2 separate regions of the Mus musculus genome follow, and region 1 is linked to region 2. A link is a loop called in an ENCODE intact Hi-C map of the cell type or tissue named here. Cell type or tissue: left cerebral cortex. All regions are shown on one strand. Links, peaks and the distances in the headings refer to the core of each region. The heading gives the core; the rest is flanking DNA. Region 1 holds the start of Saxo1 (stabilizer of axonemal microtubules 1). Region 2 overlaps Sh3gl2 (SH3-domain GRB2-like 2).

Region 1 (9,415 bases), core at 1,998-6,997, 1.2 Mb before region 2:
AACTTGCCTCCTTGCCCCAGATGCTGGAATTCTAGACTTGTGCTGCCACACCCAGCTCGAGAGCAGAGGCCCTTGACTTTGTTTTATTGTCAGAGTAAGCTGCTATCTTGTGAAAACACAATTCCCAGAATAGTTGTTTTCACTGCTTTGAAATAGAGTGAAGTCTCACTTTGTAGCCCAGGCTGGCCTTGACCTTGCAGCAACCCTCCTGCCTCAGTCTGTGCCGGGATCACAGGCTGAAGCCATCATGTGCTCTGACTGGTGGTTATTTGATACAGGAGATTCCAGGGCAGAGGTCTGCAGTGGTTTTCAGGACCGGCTTAGATATTAGGGAAGAGAGGTCAGAGGCCACAATAGAAGCTCCATAGCTGCGCTCCTTGAAGTGTGGGCTCTGGGCCAGCATCAGTAGCATCATTAAAAACTTGTAAGAGACACGTGTTTTCTGGAACCCATATTTCAGAAACAACAAACTCAGGGTGGGGTCTGGCAATCTGATTTTTGTCAAGCCTTGAGGTTCTGATGCTGCTAACATTTGAGACGTCCCTGCTTCTAGGCGTCATTACCTGAGCAATAGAGGGCTGGACCCTCTCATGCTGCTTTGTTCTCAAAAGCAGAGGCCTGTGGTTGAAAGCAATTCCAAGATGCAGGCAGCCAGGTATAGATTTTCCAGGAAGATCTGGAGATGGAATTCAGGGTCAATATTCTGGAGGTCCGGGCATGCATTTCCTCCAGACGGACAATGTGTCCTAGGGATGGAAAGTGCCACCCGACAAGATACTTTTCATTGTCTTTGCATTATGTGACCGTGCTGTTGGTTAACTCTGGGACTCGGAGGCTTCCTAAAGCCCTCCAAGGTATCTTCCATCTTCCTTCCAAGTTCCAGTGGGAGAGTCCCTGTCTTGGGTCTGCCAGGTGAGATACTAGGTGAAGTCTGACCTCACAGGAGGCCCTTATGATGTCATTGCCACCTCAAGATGCCCTCCTCTGTGACTTTGAAGGTCATAGAGGACTCAGTCCTGGGCCCTGTGGCTTGCAGGGGCCAGGCTGTGCTGGCAGGTGGGTGCTTCCCACTGGCCGCAGTGGCAGCAGCTTACAGACGTGAGCCGGCCTGGCTTGCTGTCTGTGCTAAGTGCTGCCTGTTTGCCCAAGGCCAGCCTCAGGAAAGGAATAGACTACAGAATTTTGCAAAAGGGCCACCTAAGTTTCCTTCTGAGCAAAACAGCATCGGTCAAGGCACCGAAGAAGTGTGATCGTTGTCCCAGGCAGCTGGGATCCTCTAGGCGATTGCCTTAGTGGAAAGTCCGAGGTGAAGGATGGGGAAGAGGACTTGCATCTGCAACCTGTGCTCCTGCGGGTAAGGTAGTCCTCCCAAGGGCAATCTGGGGAGGGGAGCCTGATTTTCACACTCCCTAGGGTGCCAAGCCCCTTTCCTGGAACGAAGACAGGATGTGTCTTCTTCATCCCGCTGCTTCGCTAGGCAGCATCGCACTGGATTCGGGTTTTAAACTGCAACATTGTTGACTAATATTTGATGCACACATGTCGAATCAGCGCTGATCAGGTAGTGTGTGTGTGTGTGTGTGTGTGTGTGTGTGTGTGTGCGCGTGTGTGTTTTCTGCAGGGTAGAGATTCAGGCACTTTGAGAGTGGGCTGGGCCCAGCCTTGTCTACATGCTGTTAAGACATGATGGAAACCCTGGACAGGCTGGGGCCGGTCTTGTTTCTTCTGTTGCAATTGTTAGAACAATAGTTCTTTTGTGTGGGTGAGTTTCTCACTTACAGAAATTGGTACTTTGGGAGCCATAGTGCACGGGCACCAACTGTTGCAGTGTTGAAATAAATAGCTAATCCAGGGGCGAGTTCGCTGTAGTTTTTGGGCAGGATGCCTTTCTGCCCCTTGTCTTCAGGGCCATGATGGTGCAAAGCACAGTGAAGGCAGGGTTTTGGAGAGGAACGTTGGGCTGCGGTCTCTGAGATGGTCCTTCTGGCTGCTTTGCCAGGACAGCTAGGGAACTGCAGGGCTGTGCCAGCCAGGGGATAGCAGAAGGGGCAGTACATAAACTTGCTTCCCAGGCTTCTGGCTAAGACCAAGTGAAAGGAGTGGCCTCGGGGACTAGCCCTCTGGGGTTGTCACTAAATGTGGGATCTGGGCTAGGAACCGAACGTCTCCCCATTCAAATTTCCCTAGGAATACTCTCCTCACAGGACTATTACAAGTGAAGGGATAGGGTGTATGTCTATGCACATGGATTCTATCTATTCTGTTAATACCCTAAGATCTGCAAAGGATTTTACAGCTACATATGTTACATGAAATAACAAAATTATTGTATTTGGGAGAATAGGTTAAGAGGACACTCTGAAAACAGAAGACTTTGAATTCTCAGGAATCAGTGCTCATTAGAGTGGACTGGGAACTTTAAAATAGGTGTCATTGCTCCAGCTGTTCATGAGCAATCTCTAAGGACAGTCCCATCAGCAGACTCCAGATAGATACTGCCATTTCCCAGAATTCTGAGCTCTGCTACCTACAAGTGTGGCTCTTGTTTTCGAGGTTTGTCAGGTGGGACCAGCCAGTGTCCAGGGCTAATTTTTCATACTACCGAACATTCAGTTTGTTTTTTTTTTCTAAGACTTTGCTTCCTTGTGGGGCCTTTTGCATCACTCCTGGCTCCATCTCTGCTCTCAGAAGAGTGGGGTTGAAGTCTTTGAGTCCCATCTTTGCACAGTATGTAGTCTAGGAAGACGGGGACTCATCAGGGGTGAGGAACGTAGAGTCAGATGACACCTCCATTCCTATCTGATGTCCTCAGATTCTCTTTTTCCCCCACCCTGCAAAGTTGCTCCTTCCACTGGATATAAAGTCTTTCTGGCATGCCTTCCTTGCCTCCCCCTCCTGTGTCTACTTTACGGTTCTGTCACGTGCCTTGGGTCTGACTCTCATGTTGGTCAGTCTTCCCTCCTGCCTGCTTAGTCTATTTTAGTTTTTTTTTTTTTCCTGTGATTTTGATGGGGCATCTCAGAGTTCAAAGCAAACTTTTTGGTCTCCACTCATGGTTCCTTTGTCTTGCTTTTTTCCCCTTTTTGAAAATGCGTCTACCTTCTTCTGCCTCCTAACCTTTTAAGATCTTGCTCATGTTATAAGACTCCCGTCTGGCTCAGTCCTATAGACCCCACCTAGTACAGAGGTAGGACCCCACTTCCTATGGTCTTTTAGCTATGTGTATGCCAGCTTCATATCTAGTGATGGTGTGCTCTGGAACAGCCAAGCTCTGTTTTTGTATGCTTTGTGATACTGACCTGTTGAGTAGTCAGAACACACCTTTGTAGGATGGTGGTGGGATCTGTGGAGTCCGTTAGGGACATACAATCTGGAGTGGTGCTGTCTCCAGTGCTTGCCACATGATGCCATTTTACTTCAGTGAATTACAATTGAGGGCTTCCCCAACTTCCTCCAGCCACTTGAGGGCTGGAGAACTATTTTAGTAGCTAAGAGCATTGTCTGCTCTTCCAAAAGACCCCGGATCAGCCTGGCCTGGGACACACTGTGTATAACTGGGAACTTCTGTTTCTTCTGTTTCCATTTCCCAAGTCCTGGGATTAGAGGCCCATATTACTATTCCCAGCGTTTCTTTGGCTTTTGAGTTTTGTTATGTAGTCCAGGTTAGCCTTCAACTCATGATTCTCCTGCTTCAGCCCTGCTGCTGCCAGGATTGTAGGCATGTGTCACCATGGCTAGCTCCTTAAATATGATCTCACCTGTAGTACATGATACTCATCAGTGGGGGAAGGCCTCTATTTTTGGACATCAGTGGGAAGAGCAGCCCTTGGTCCTGTGGGAGTTTGATGCCCCAGTGTAGGGGAATGCCAGGACTGGAAAGCGGGAGTGAGTGGGTAGGTGGGGGAGCACCCTCATAGAGGCAGGGGAGGAGGGATGGGATGGGGGAGAGACCTGGAAAGGGGATAACATTTGAAATGTAAATAAAGAAAATATCCAATAAAAGAAAAAAAAATTGAAAAACAAAACAGTCTTTCTGCTGGGAACTAGCTGCTAAAGAGCAAGTTCTTAAGTTTGACCACCAGATGGCAGTGTTTTCTCAGTCAATCCTCATAGACGCGTCAGCTGGTCTAACAAATCCTTTGGGGTTCAGAAGTTTACTTGAATTTTATTTTTATTTTTTTATTTTTTTTAAAAATAGGTTTACTTTAAGTTTTCTAAAATGAGCAATTAGTTAGTGTTTCGGGCTCAGCATAGCCGAGGAAGGTGTTATTCCTTAAGGAGCTGAACATAGAATGAAAGTGTTTCAAATACCGTACCACCAAAGATTCTAACCACTCATAAACCTTGTTAGCAAGCTTCACTGGGTTAAGGAAACCAGACACAGGTCCCTGCATCTTTAAAACACATTCTACACCTTCCCTGAAGCAAAGGCTGGCAACTGGCACACTACAATAGAATATTATAATTTTTAAAATATGATCAATACCAAATAAGGAAAAGCAAGCTTATAAATATAAGTTGCAGAAAGATGGAAAAAGTCAACAGTTTTTAAACCCAAATGTTAATTATTTCTATATAGCTGCAGCTTCTCTCTCTCTCTCTCTCTCTCTCTCTCTCTCTCTCTCTCTCTCTCTGTAACCCCACAAGAGGAGATAGTGTTTCCAATTGTGTCTGAAACCCCCCAGTGTTGCCTGAAGAAATCCCCACCTTGGAAGTTCTACAGTCTTCTACCACATTGTACTGTGATTTTTCAGAAAATTCAGAGCAATTTCTTTCCCCATCATCGGAATGATTGTCAGCATGGGAAACATGGCTTTAGTAAGGAGGTTTGATGGGCCCATCTGAGCCTGTTCTCCCTGGGGGAGCTTTTCAGCTTCTTTAGTTGTCCCTTTTCAATTTGGTGCTGGGAATTGAAGCTAAATTAGCAGGGCTCTGATAGTGTAGACAGTCAGGCGTTCTTCTGCGTTCAGAGCTGCAGACACGAGTACACCTTCAGCTCGCTCATCTCACAGGTAAGGGGACAGAAGCAGAGATTAAGTCTAGAAGGATCCATTTTGTTTAGCTTGGGCATAGAGTAGGTCAGTCAAACTGTCTCCACCTTTAACAGCATATCAGACATTGCTAGATGCTGTAATTCAGTCTGGTGTAATTTCAAATAATACAGGCCCACTCTTTTTTCCTCTCCTTTCCAACTACTGGGTCTCCATATGTAGCCCAGGCTGGCCATAAACTTGAGTGTAAATTTTTGTTAGTGCTGCCTTATCTTTCTTATTGATGGGATTACAGGCAAGCACCATTATGCCAGGCTTAACAATACACCTCTAGGGCAGTCAAGATGGCTCAGCAGGTAAAGGTGCTTGCCATCAATCCTGGATCCCACGTGCTGGAAGGAGAGAACAGACTCTCACAAGTGCTTTGATCTCCACACATGTGCCATGGGGCTGTGGCGCATATGTGAACCAATACATGCACACATAAAAGTAAAAATATAAATAAAAGACCTAAGGGTTGGGAAGAGATGGATCAGTGATTACAAGGACTCGCTGTCCTTGCAAGGATCCCAGCACCCACATGGCAGCTCTCGGGCATCTGTGACTCCTCTTCTAGGGGACGGAGGCAACACCGTGCTTTGACTTCTGCCAGCACCAAGGACACACATGGTACATGGACACTCAAACATTTATAGAAACAAATTTATAAAAAAGATAGTCTTCTTCATGCCTGTGCACATGTGTGTGTGTTTGCATACTCCCATGCACACACGCAAGTTAGTTCAGGTGCGCTTGGAAGCCAGGGGCATGAGATTCCCCCAGAGCTGGCATTATATGTTGGATGCTAGAACTGAACCCTCTACAAGCAGTTTATGCTCACTTCAGTGCCCAACATACACTATCTTAATTTTTGTTAGTGCTGTGGACCACACTCAGGGCCTCACACATCCTAGGCGACAGCCCTACTGCTGAACAGTATCCACACTGAGCCATCTTTGTCTATTGATTACAAGAAGGCACCTGTCTGAGTGAGAAGTATTATCTGACGGAGAACAATATAGCAAATTCTAAAAGCTTTTTAGTAAAGCAATAGAAACAGCAAATCTTCCTCCAGAAATTAAATGTTAGTACCTCTACTTTTTATAAAATTTGATAAGAAATGTAGATGTTAAAGAAAGGATTGACGTAGCTTACTTTTATATCTGATTTTTTTTTTTATGGCTTACTGTGCACCATTTAAAGGACTTTGTAAAACTTTCAGGAAATTCCAGGATGAGGCTGGGGATATATCATGGAGTATTTATGTAGCATTGGTCATGCACAGCATCTCATAAAGAAGAGAGGACCAGCCATTGCTTGGGAGGCTGTGGCTTTGGCTGTTTCTGGAAGTGTGTGGACAGAGGAAGGTGACCTCCAGGGCAGTTGTGTATCTGCAACTTAAATCAGTTATGTGAACCAGGGAGGAACTTGTTATTTTAATTTTGGAAAATATTTTCTTCACATTGATGGAAATTTCCTTAACCTTAGATTTTATTTTCTTAGAGTCTCTGTTACAAATTAAGAGAAAGTGGGAGGAAAGGGGACTTGGTTGGATGTTACACGTTTCAAGAAGAATTCTTGTTTTTAATCTAAATAAAATTGACTTCATAAATTCTGATTAGGGGGAAAAGGGAAGAAAGAGTTGGGAAAATCATTGTACGCATACTTGCTGATGCCTTTGGAGAAGGCCAGGAGGGCGGGCATCTTCCACGTTCACATACTTGCTTTGTGTGTTTTCTGAACTTTTCATGGGAGGCTACTTTATAGGCACTTTAAAATGGACTTTTAGATACCAGGATTAACTGTTAGTTGTTCACATATACTTTTCATATTAGGTATGTGTATAATCTGTGTATAATCAGTCAAATTACAGACATTGAGGGCATAGAACACAGCTTTGTACTAATTCAGATAGCGTCAGTTAAAACAATCTACTCTATCATGTAGGCTAAGAATGGACGTGTGGAGTGATGACCTCCTATGGGAGCAGCAGAGCTTACAGAAGCACAGGGGCTGGACCAGGCCACGAGTTCAAATTCCATCCTCAACACAGCCTAGTTGTGCCCCATGGACCACTTTACAGTGATGTCTGTACTTCTCTGTGCCTCACTGTGTTCTCATCTGTAAAATGGACACAGGAGTAGGGTCTTCATCATAGGGTTGTCATGAGGGTGGAACCATTATAAAATAAGAAGAGAGCCCTTAGGGAAGATGAAACTAACAAGTGTTACCAAATAAATGAAGATAAAGGTGCCAGTCTGTAGTCGGGTGATGAAGCCTCTGGAGAGGAAAATTCCACCTTTGTTCTTAAAAGATTGTGTATTCTTCAGAAGAGAGTAGGCCTTATTAACTGGCCGGAAATGAAGAAGTTAAACCAGAAGGGAGTGTAGTTAAATGGTTGGGGGCTGGGTGATACTTGGCAGACTGGAGTGGTTTACAAAGGTTTAACAGAACTAAAAACTATTGTGTGTACATCTAGGAGCGGGGACAGTTTCCTGGAGTTGGTTCTCTCCTTCCATCCTTATGAGGCTTCGGGTATTGAACTTAGGAACTCAGGTTTGTTTGACAAGCACCTTTGCCTGCTGAGCTATCTTGCCTGCCTGGTTTACAAGGGTTGTTCACTGTTTACTCATGGGCAGGCCCTCTGCGCCTTCCGGGGCTGCCAGTGCACCCCCAGGGGCTTCCTGCACAGGAGCCCAGCAGCCACTATACTTCCCATGTGCAGACTGACGGGAACAAGCATCAGAGAAATGTTTATTTGCAGGCATCCGAAAGCCCCTCATTCTGTATTAACAAACTGAATTTGTCATGTCAGAAATGAATCCAGTTTCGGTGTGTGCTGGTCAATTACTTAATCTCAGAAATGTTACCCCTTACTGGATGATTATTTTTAAAAGTCACCATCTTCCCTGCAACTGCCACTTTTGTCTTGTAAGTATGACGCCGTTCCGCTCAGTTCCCCACATAAAGTTTACCTACACCCCTGGACAGAAATCCAACCCGCAAAGCAAAGAATCAGCGGAGCACTGCAGCCTTTAATGCTGATTTAAGTCAGAGAGCAGCCGGGGCGGAGAGAAAGAACCAGGTGATGGTGAGCAGAGCGCGGTGAACTGTGAGCCTTACCAGTCTGTTCAGAGCCCTCAGCATCCTTGGGCTCCGTTGTCTTTTTTTCTTTCCTATGCCCTGACATTATATGAAATCAGATCACCCTTTATTACTGTGTGTGCATGCAGAGGATAACTTGAAAGCGCCGGTTCTCTCTCCTCCCACCACGTAGGATCTGAGGTTTAAACTCAGGTCCTCAGCTTTGGCAGCGGGTGCTTTTACCCACTGAAACATTTTGCTGGCTCCACTTTTGGGGTTGGAGAGATGGCTTAGTGGTTAAGAGCATTGGCTGCTCTTCCAGAGACCTTGAGTTCAATTTCTAGCACCCACATGGCAGCTCACATCTGCCTGGACCTCCAGCTCCATGGTATCTGACACCCTCATGAAGTCATACATGCAGGCAGAACATCAATGCACATTAAATAAAATAAATGGTTAAAAAATGAAAAGACCCTGGGGTTTTATTTATGGTAGTGAAAGAGAGACTTGTTCATCTTGCTGAGCCTGCTGGTGGCGTTTGAGTGGGGCAGAAGCTGGAGGTTAATGAGTTTAAGGTTAGCCTGAGCATCATAGAGAGACTCTGGTTCAAAAACCCAAAGCGATCTTCAGATAGCGCTCTATGATAGTGACTGTTTAGGCTCTGAATCTCTGTCTCCTGTCTCTGAAGGTGCCTGAAGACTTCTCGAGTCTCTGATGGTAACCTTAGAGGGGAGAGAAGAAAAGGCGAACTGTGTTACAGAGCTGGGAAGAGATTTTTCTGATTTTTCAGTAAACTCCTGAGTGATTAGCTAGCACATGTGTCTTTCATGGGCCCTGAGGACTTTTGGGCATATCTGGCTTGCTTTCATAATGCACTCAGATTTTCTCCACACATCAGCATCTGTGGGTGCTTCAGCTTCACAGTACCCCATTTTATATCACTGAAGACATAAATTACATTAGTATCCTGTTTCTCCATTCCAAAGAGAAGAGGCCTGCTTTGGTCAGCCTCTGACACAGCTCTGCTGGCATCCAGGGTCCTTCCCATGGCCCAGTTAGTGGAGCTCTCAAAGGCCTAGGGTTCTATAATTCCAGCCAGTGTCAGAGATGCTCTCTGTACAAGACCGTGAGTTGGGAAACAATCAGAAGAGGAATCACTTGGCTTTGCTAAGATAACTCTCTAGATAGTGAAAGACTGGTTGGATAGAGAATAATCAGATGGACTCTCAGCTTACTGAACACGTGGACCCAAAGAGCACTGACTGATGGTTATTGGCCTTCTTGGAAGAGTATCTCAGGTG
Region 2 (9,415 bases), core at 2,641-7,640:
AAGATATTACCAAATTTGAATTATTCTGTGGTTGTTATCTCCAAATAACTAAAGACTCAAATTGTTCTCATTCAATGAATGAGATACACTGAAATAGGTGCATAGGGAAATGAAGGTGATTTTCTCATAAAGTTAAGCTCCTATTTAAACACTCCACAGTATGGGTCCAAAAAACACAACAACGTCAGTCCTGGAAGCTATAATCTTGGTTATAGGAGCTTTGCAGTGTTTTGGAATTTTGGAGTTAGAAAAACCTGTGTTGGGATTAAGTGCCTCTGCTCATACACAGTGAGACTGACATTTTTCTCTTGAGTCTGTTGCATGATTTAATATGTAGTCTACGAGATAATATAAGTAAAATGGAAACTCTTAAGAAAGATTCCTCTCCCAGTGAAAGATTAATAGATTATTGTCTATATATTTTAAATAAGATACATGAAATATTGAGAATTTACTGAAACAACAAGATACCTGCCAAACAAAGCAAGAAAGTTTCAGTTAGATCTCACCGTGTGCCTATGTTTTCTTAAAATATGTCTGAACATGCATTCCTTCTTCCAGGAACTACTCACCTGGTAGTGGCCACAGAGGCTTCGCTCTCGTGTGCACACAAACCCTCTGTGCAGGTGCAGTCATCACTGAGAGCCATGCCAGTCCCCTGGGACTTGATTATGACAATAAGCAGAGACCACAATCACTAAACTTATCATCTGGATAGCAATCAGACAGACACAGGCATGGACCTCTTGACTGGCCTCTCATTCATGGACCAGATAATTCTATCTTGTTGTGACTTTTAAAACAAGAGTAGGAATCAGCCTACAATGTACAAAATTCTCTCTAAGAATTAATAAAATGGTTTAAAATAGAAGTAAGGTTTTAATCAGAATAAGGTTTTTATCAGTAATGGCCATGGAAGACAGTAATTCCCCCCTTCCCCATGACACTATACAAAATGAAATGAATGGAAACAAAACAAATGGGCAGGTAAAGTAATTTTGATAAAGCTGGAAGAAGAGTATAACCCACAGGCTACCCCTCAAGAAACATCTATGGTCTTTCCAAAGAACACAAAGTAGAAGCAGAGGTGCACAGGAAGAAACTGTGCATGGAGAATGTAGGAGAGAGGGCTCAGAAGATACTGTGAGAACACACTTCCTGTAGGTAGTGGCTTTCCTCTGTTGCACCAGATGAACATCCCTAAACATAACAAGAATTGCTAAGGCTGGGGCAAGGAGGGCAGAAATGGATTGAGTGGAAGCTGTGTGGTGTGGTGGGGAGTATGTATGGATATCACTTCAAACTCCCCTTGGATCTTGCACTGGGTTGTATGGACACAGGTAAACAATGTCTTGCCTTGGGCTAAGACTGCGGTTCTCACCTCCACTCAGCCATGAGAAACTCAGAAGTGGAGATACAGGAGTCCTTTCCTTTCCTTCACATGTGAAGAGGTCCCAGGAGACTCCAACAGGATCAAGCAGCAGCTATCAAGGTTGAACACTTCAATTATGTGCCTTGAATCAACTGCCCCGAATGATGTACTGTTACAAATGATGTACTGGTAAACGACTGTACCGGTGACCTGCTTTCTGGGTTCACTATCTCAGAACAATCTGCCTATATGGTAGCCCTTTCATTAGGTGCCGTCTTTTGGCATATCATACTACAAAAACTAGAAATGGTCCAGAGAATCATGTGCTCTGAATTGAAGTTGGATACAGATTACACATAGCTCCCAAAGTTAGGCGAACTTAAGGCTAGCAATCCAGGGGGGGTCACTGAGAAACAAAGAATCATAATTAGTAATTTTTCCCCATGGGGCTTGGGTTAGATGCAGGTAGAAGGTAAATAGACATGGGACTCAGCAATGACAGTTATAAAGAGTGTGGCACTGACTTTGTCTAGTAATGGGCTTGAACCTCCTGAAAACAAAATCATGACTATATGTCAAAGCAACATACGCTGTGAAAATAGGGAGCCTCCAGGGAAGCCTTTAAGACCCTCAGAACCAGCAATGGAGATAAACCTGTAAGATAAACAGAGTTCTTATATACAGAAGCACGGGAAATTGTGATGGAGCTGACTAGGTGTCCACATAACAAGAATTACTAAGGCTGGGGCAAGGAGGGCAGAAATGAATTGAATGGAAGCTGTGCGGTGTGGTGGGGAGTATGTATGGATATCACTTCAAACTCCCCTTAGGCTATCTGCAGTATTGGATTCTACTGAATCAGCCCATTAGAGACAAGAGGGGAAAATCCTTCCCTGGGAAAAGCCAGCCACCCCTGGATTGAGACACTGGTCGGCAGGTGATACCTCTCTCTGCCTCCATGGTTGTTGGGCTGTGGGTGTAGGGGAAGAGGGGCATGAGAGAGAGTGCCCACGTCAGGTCAGAGTTCCGGTACTCTGGGCAGGTGGACATGGGAGGACTGCCGAAAGCTTTCCACACAGCTCCAGGTGGGCATCTGGCTCTGTGAAGCCACTGACCCCACATGGCAGGGGGTGGACAAGGGGAAGCCCCTGTACCAGGTTCTCAGTCTCTGGCATCCCATGCCGGATACAGCAGAGGAGCTAAGAACAGAATAGGGGCCCCGAGGCAGCACCAGGCTTCTGAGATAAAGAGAACAGAGGGAGAGAGATTCCCACACAGGCGAGAGTCGTTAGTCCCGTCTGTGGCTGGAGCACAGGAAGGCCTTCTGGTGGGAGGTTAGAAGCAGCTCGTTAGAAGAAAGCCTAGCCCATCGTCCAACCACGTTGGGCCTTGATGAACAGAGACAGTCTATGATTTTAGAGCTTTATTGTAGAAAGGCAAAGGGAAAGAGAAAGGGTAGAAAGAGAGAGAAAGAAAGAGAGAGAGAGACTGGCCATGGCCAAGATGAGAAAAGGGGGGAAGGGAAATAGAGGAAGAGAGTTAGAGAGTGACAAAAGTGAAGGCTTAGAGAGAGAGAGAGAGAGAGAGAGAGAGAGAGAGGTAAAAGCTTAGAGAGAGAGAGAGCTTAGACAGTAAGGAAAGTAAAAGCTTAAGAGTAAGAGGGAGGGAGTGAGGTGGGGCCAAGCAGCCCCTCTTATAGTGGTCTTGTTATCTTGCTGTTGCTAGGTGACTGGGAGGAGTCTAGCCAGAAGGCCAGAAGCTTGGGACATTGTATATGTGACTGCTAGCCACACACTTCTCCTGTGGGGGCTGTGGGGGGCAGTAACTTCGACAGGAGACAGGGGTCCAGGAGACATGAGGTCCCATGTAGGTGAAAACTACCACCACCCATTGAGTCCACCGGGATTCCACCTCTTAACTGGACTGGAGACCAAGCTGTTTGTGCATAGCTCATTGCCCCATGCATGGTGATAAAGTATCATGCATTAGCACAGCTGGAGCAGAGAGATACAGCAAGTTCTCTGGGAGAGCATCTTCACACTGAAGGAAGAGTTTGGTCAGACTAGCCGAAACTGGGGGAAGGTAAGTGGCAGCGGGTCTCAAAAGCATTGAACTGAGGCTGAATATGAGAACTCTAGTGTGAACTGGAAAATGCTTGTGAGCATGGGGAGAGCTCTCTTGTGACTTATATTCAAGAACCTGGAGGCTGCCCTACCTACTACAGGCATAGTCTGCAGTAGACAGGGGAAGATGTTGGTGCTATACTGCACAGAGTTCCTCAGGAAAGCATGATTCATGGAGGAGAACATAGTAGGGTATTTCTCCAGATGGATGACTGTTTGTGCCAGTATTATTTATCCATTTAACGAAATTGCCTCAAATTTTGTACTTTACAGCAATACTCAGCAGTCTCAGGTATCCTGAAGACAGAGAGAGCAGGAAGGGCTGACTGCACACACGTATAAACTCATTGTATATAATTATACCTCCATAAAATACCTTTCAAATGATCCCTTCTAAGAATACTGCTTATGCTGTGCTGGTTTGAAGGAGAATGGCCCCCATGTTTGAATACTCAGTTGGTGGAACTGTTTGAAAAAGAATAGGAAGTAAGACCTTGGAGGATCTGTATCACTGGGATGAGCTTTGGGGTTTCAAAAGCTCGTGCCATTTTCCTGTTAACTCTCACTCTCTCTGCCTCCTACTTGCTGCTAAGGGTGTAAGCTCTCGGTTACTGCACCAGCACCATGCCTGCCTGTCACCATGTTCCCCACTGTGATGGTCATGGACTCGGCCTCCGTAACTGTAAGTCCCGATAAACTCTTCTCTAAGTTGCCTTGGTCATGGTACTTTGTCATAGAAGTAGAAAAGCAACCAAGATAGATGCTGAATGTAACTTTTACGATTGTCCCAGAAGATGAAATTTCTTGAGGGTGACAGCTCCAGGTTAACTGCTTTTCATCTGCGGTCCAGGTAGCAAAGGACACAGAGCACAAGGCAGTTCATTCACAGTGACTGCGAATGCTGAATGATTACTCCGACGAGTCCACAATGCTGGCTCTTCATTAGAAGAGCAAAAAGACTTGGGTTTTCTTTCTGCAGATTACATTTCACTGGATATCAGTCTGACACTAAGACCTACTGAGAACAACCAATTAAAGGAGTAACATCTTGGGTAGCACATAAGGAGAAGGGAGATCTTAAGCTCTGCTACTGCCAAAATATCCCACAAAATTATTAGATTTATCAAGATTTTAAAAAATGGGTTAATTAATGTGTGTATTTTGGCCACCAGAGGGCAATCTAGGCCCCATAAAACTACTCAGGAAAAAAACAAGAGTGTGGGAGGAATGTAAAGGCCGAATGATGCAAGAAGGTAGCACTGCAAATTTGGTGCCTGAGTATAGAGTCAGTCTGCCTCAGCTTTCATCAAATTCATGGGCTACCCTCCTCCTGCCCTTGCTGGTTCCCACATAAGTTCAGATCTCTGATGTCCCTATAAGAGACAAGGCTGTGACTTCTGATGTCTAGGACTGACCTATAACTCCACAATGCTTCTCTCTGTTATTCCATTGGAAACAGTTGTATGACAAGGTGAAAGGAAACTGGTTCCTTCTTTCCCCCTTGTTTGACAACTCATGCTAGCTTTCCTTGAATCACCAAACAATTTCCTAGGATAAACCAGGTTCACTTAGAGTGTGGCTTTGTAGACCACAGGCATTGAGTCTGGATGGAGTGGGATGGGATACCTGTAAAACCTGCAGATCCTGGCCTGCCAGCAGGTGACAGAGTCAGAAGTCTGTTGTGAGAATACAAGAAGATTGAGAAGAGCTTATGATCTCTGCTTTTACCCTGGCAGCTTATATCCTTGGGACTCTTAATTTGAACTGTGGGCTGCATCAGTCCAAACAAGGAAGAGTTCTGACAGGGAACCCTGTAGTGGAAGCATGGCCCTGCAGTAGACATTCTTTCTCTGGTTCCATCACAAGACATGGAGTGACCAGGAGAACATCAACTAATGACTGCAAGATGGGGGAATCCAGGCAGATGGAGTCTTAGTACAAGTCTGTGGTATCATTGCAGGTGAGGGTGGAAATACATTTGTAAAATCATACTGAATCAATCTATAGACATAACTGTTTTGAGAAGTCAGAGCAAAATGGTTAAGAAAATGCCTGTGAATAGCAGTCTGCTGACTTAAGATACTCGGACATAGTGTACTGCTTCCCAAACTTACCTCAAGTGGGGAGTCTCTTGGGAAACTGCCACAATGTTTGTCTTAGTAAGGTTTTCTGTTGCCGGGATCAACACCAGAACCAAAAGTCTACTTGGGGAAGAAAGGGTTCATTTAGTCTTATAGCCCACTGTTCATCATCACCAAGGAAATTAGGGCAGGAACTGATACAGTAAAAGTGCCATTTACTGGCTTGCTCAGCCTGCTGTCTTGTATATCCCAAGACCACCTGTTAGGGGAGATACCACCTACTACAGGCTGGGCCCTACCAAATCTATCACTAATTAAGAAAATGTTCACAAGCAGGCTTACAGGCCAATCTTTTGGAGGCATTTTCTTATTTGATGTTTCTTTTTCCCAAATGACTCTAGCCTGAGTCCTTGACATAAAACTAGGCAGAACAGTGACTGACAGACTGACTTGGACTCCCCTGGATACCCTGAAGCACCTGCCAGAGAGGGACGAAAGTGGGACTCTCAGGTCTTTAAAACATGCCTGCATTTCCCCTAGCCTTCTGAAAGCTTTAGTTGGTGTGTAATCACAAGGAGAAATGTGATTGGAAGATAACAAAATAATGTGTTTTGTTTTCTCATCATATGGAGAAGCTCGTTTGACACTGGCTCACATTGAGAGTACCCTCTGGTGCAGAGTCTTGCTGTTAGTTTCCTTTTGGATTTCGAAAATATTAAGTACCATCCCTATGAATGCACCTCTTAAAGCTAAAGGGATTGTTTGGCTAAAACGTTGTTGGGAGTGCACACAACTCCTGACCTCCTGCTCTGTGTAGGCCATGCACCCCTTCCCTGTTGGCCTAGGTTTTTGTTTGTTTGTTTTTTGGTCTGTTTGTTTGTTTTTGGTCTGTTTTTGTTTGTTTTCTGTCTGTTTGTTTTTGGTCTGTTGTTTGAATTATTTTCTTTCTCTTCTTCTATGTGTGGTAAATTGTATTTTATATGATTAGCCTCACCATGAAATGATTTTTAAAGGTTATTGCAAAAAGAACTTACATCTTTTGGGGGGCAGTAGTTGGACACATGCTATAGTCCCCACTTTTCTCTTGTAAAATTAGGAGGGTATTTACTCTTTATATCCCTGCTGCCTCCACACCCCACTTCTTACTGAGGAACTATTAGCAGTGGAGAGTTTCTGGAGACAGTAGAATCCTTCCTTCTCTGAAGGTGTGACCCCTGGTGGGTTTCCCATGCTCTAGTGCATGGTGCCACACCCAGGGACACAAGGACATGCAGACAGCACTAACTGGACTTAAAGACTTGAAATTCGTTGAAAGGTGTATGGGGGGGGCATTGGAGGAATTAATGGAGGAACTAGGAGGTAGAGATGATATTTCACTCTATAGATGGATGAAATTAAAAATAAAGAAAAATTAAAAACAAAATAGCCATAAGCCCGGCCAACTTATTTCATTTTCTCTATTTGGCACTGTGTTCTCCTGCCAACAGCACTGTTTCTTAAATCACATGACTTCAAGGAGCCAGCTGCCTGGACTTACTCTCTCCCCCCAAGTTCTTCTTCATCCTGGAATTAGTGATGCAAGTGCCTACTAAACTAACTCACCACTTGTTTCTGGAACTTGCCCCACATGCCCCAAGCTGGAGATGAGGTTGGGACCAGGTCTGGATTGGCTCCATCCAAAGGCAATGGAGATCCAGAGAATCTCAGCCCACCCACTGTCAGCCCAGAGAACTGGCAAAAAGGAAGAAGCAGAAGCCTCTGTTTCGTCTTCAGCAATGTTTATTGGAAACAGCAGTGCTTCCCGTGGTGAGTTTATACATTAAGCAGGAAGATTTGCCTTTCACTCCACACGATCCACTACCGCAAGTGGCATATCGGAAGCAGCACGCTAAACCTCTGAAGGAGCCTGTACAGCTAGATAAATAGAACTCTGGGTGCCTATCGGGACTTCCATAACTGAAAGGAGAACAAAACGAAAACCCAACACTGATCAGCGTACACAGCACTGTACACACAAAATGAGGAAGGGAGGCGTTCAAAGTAATGACTGGAGTGGAAAAGGGGTTTGCATATGCAGCCACATACCTTAAACTGCTAAGCACAAAAATCATCTTTATTTGGTCCTCATTGAGGGCAGAATATGCACAAATGATGTTCAAGGAACACAAACAAGTAAACGTGGGAAGGAGCGATGCTCACTGTCTTGTTCTATGGAGTGGGAAATGCTTACTAGTGTTTCTCTCCTACGTCTTTGTGGTAAAGGGACTCAGGGAATGGACTGATTCCTGGGTAAGTAAACAGAGAAGGGAAGACAGCCGTGCCCCCTTCCTGTACCCTTCAGAAACGGGCTACGTATATACACAGCTTCTGTACAGCAAGGAATCTGAGCTTAGAGACCAGATTTCTTCCCAATTCAGACTGGAGATTTTTTTTTCTTTTCAGCCAACATACAGATTGCTCACCATCTCACTCAGAAATAAATGGGACCCCCCCCCTCATCTGCCAAGTGCTTAACAGCAGGGAGGGAAGAAAACTGGCCATGTCTCAGAAGTATGAGGGAGATAGATAGATAGATAGATAGATAGATAGATAGATAAATGGATGGATAGTAGATAGGTAGGTAGATAGATGATGGATAGATAGATAGATGGATAGTAGATAGGTAGGTAGATAGATGATGGATAGATAGATGGATAGATAGATAGATAGATAGATAGATAGATAGATAGATAGATAATAGATGATAGATAGATAGATGATAGGTAGATAGGTAGGTAGATAGATGATAGATAGATAGATAGATAGATAGATAGATAGATAGATAGATAGATAGATAGATAGATATTAGTGAACAAAGGTGCTTTGGACAATTAATACTTTTGCTAATGGCATCAAGAGACCAAGTTGCTTAAACCAGCAGACATCTTGCTGGTGAGGGGATGTTTTTGCCAACAATTCTGTGACTCACATATTTAGGAAGGGAAAGTGCAACAAAAAGGACTTTCTCCTCTGTAAATGGAGAACTGGAGACCTTGAGATGGCCCCTGGGTGAGAGACAATATCTTCAGTGAGGAGAGTTTTTCTGCCATGTGGTTCACAGGCATGTTACCAGGAACCACAGCCTCCTGAGAACTGTGAAGCCAGTTCTGGGACTCCTGGCTAGTCTCAGATGGTGTTTTAAAGCATGTACCAGGCCCACTGGCCTTGGAAGATACCATCTATCACCGCGTCTCCTGGAGGAGCACACGGGTCAACCCAGGGCACGTGTGGGCTTGGTGACTCATCCACTGCGGCCTGCATTCGTGATGTATTGGAAGCAGCATTACCAAAGCAGTGGTTAAACTTAACTATCTGGGTCAGAAGGAGGTGAGCCAGCCAGCACAGGATCCTAATGGGGCAGAGCAACCAGAATTTCTACATAGTTGATGGGGAAAAAGCCAGACTGGCCATGAAGCATCCCCTCATACCAGTTCTCGTCAATCTGATTAGTGAGTGTGATGATATCGCCCTCTTTAAAACCCAATTCCCCTTCATTTTCAGGTTCAAAGTCATACAGAGCTCGGCAGCAGGGCTGATCCATTTGGACACCTGAGAATCAGAGACAGAGAGAACGTAAAAGGTCACAGCAGGTTGCGGTAGAAGGTTGATCCGCTCTGATCACCCCAGTGGCGGCTATGGTTCCTCCGGATTCTCGAATGAAAATCACATATACACAGCCTTCTATTTTAATATGCCTCAAATAGCGCAATGGCTGGGCCACTCTCAAACTTACACATAGCTAACACCTCCCCTTTGATAGTCCTGAATTATTACTTACTAAAATCTAAATTCCATCTTTG

What was found. A loop is a pair of places that touch in the nucleus more often than their neighbours do. Peaks named below come from ENCODE experiments on the same cell type or tissue, not always from the same donor. Only the 100,000 strongest peaks of a DNase experiment are listed, where the experiment ranks them.
Region 1: it touches region 2 in a loop (3-fold over the local background); 8 of 42 quality-filtered maps call a loop at or near these places.

What each region holds. Positions count from the first base shown.
Region 1 is chr4:86,549,914-86,559,328 of GRCm38, reverse strand. It overlaps Saxo1 (stabilizer of axonemal microtubules 1), which reads left to right and starts at 1,026. Exons shown (of 4, transcript NM_001081096.1): 1 at 1,026-1,354. The coding sequence starts at 1,314. It overlaps Saxo1os (stabilizer of axonemal microtubules 1, opposite strand), which reads right to left and starts at 885. Exons shown (of 2, transcript NR_131920.1): 1 at 564-885. In left cerebral cortex, for the core only: a CTCF peak has its summit at 4,080 (motif pointing right); a DNase peak (open chromatin) is centred at 4,088.
Region 2 is chr4:85,387,303-85,396,717 of GRCm38, reverse strand. Sh3gl2 (SH3-domain GRB2-like 2) reads right to left here. Exons shown (of 9, transcript NM_019535.2): 9 at 7,338-9,164. The coding sequence ends at 8,965. Among named protein-coding and RNA genes, the nearest start is that of Sh3gl2, 190 kb to the right of the region's middle. In left cerebral cortex, for the core only: a CTCF peak has its summit at 4,662 (motif pointing right); DNase peaks (open chromatin) are centred at 4,746 and 7,335; H3K27ac peaks cover 665 bases.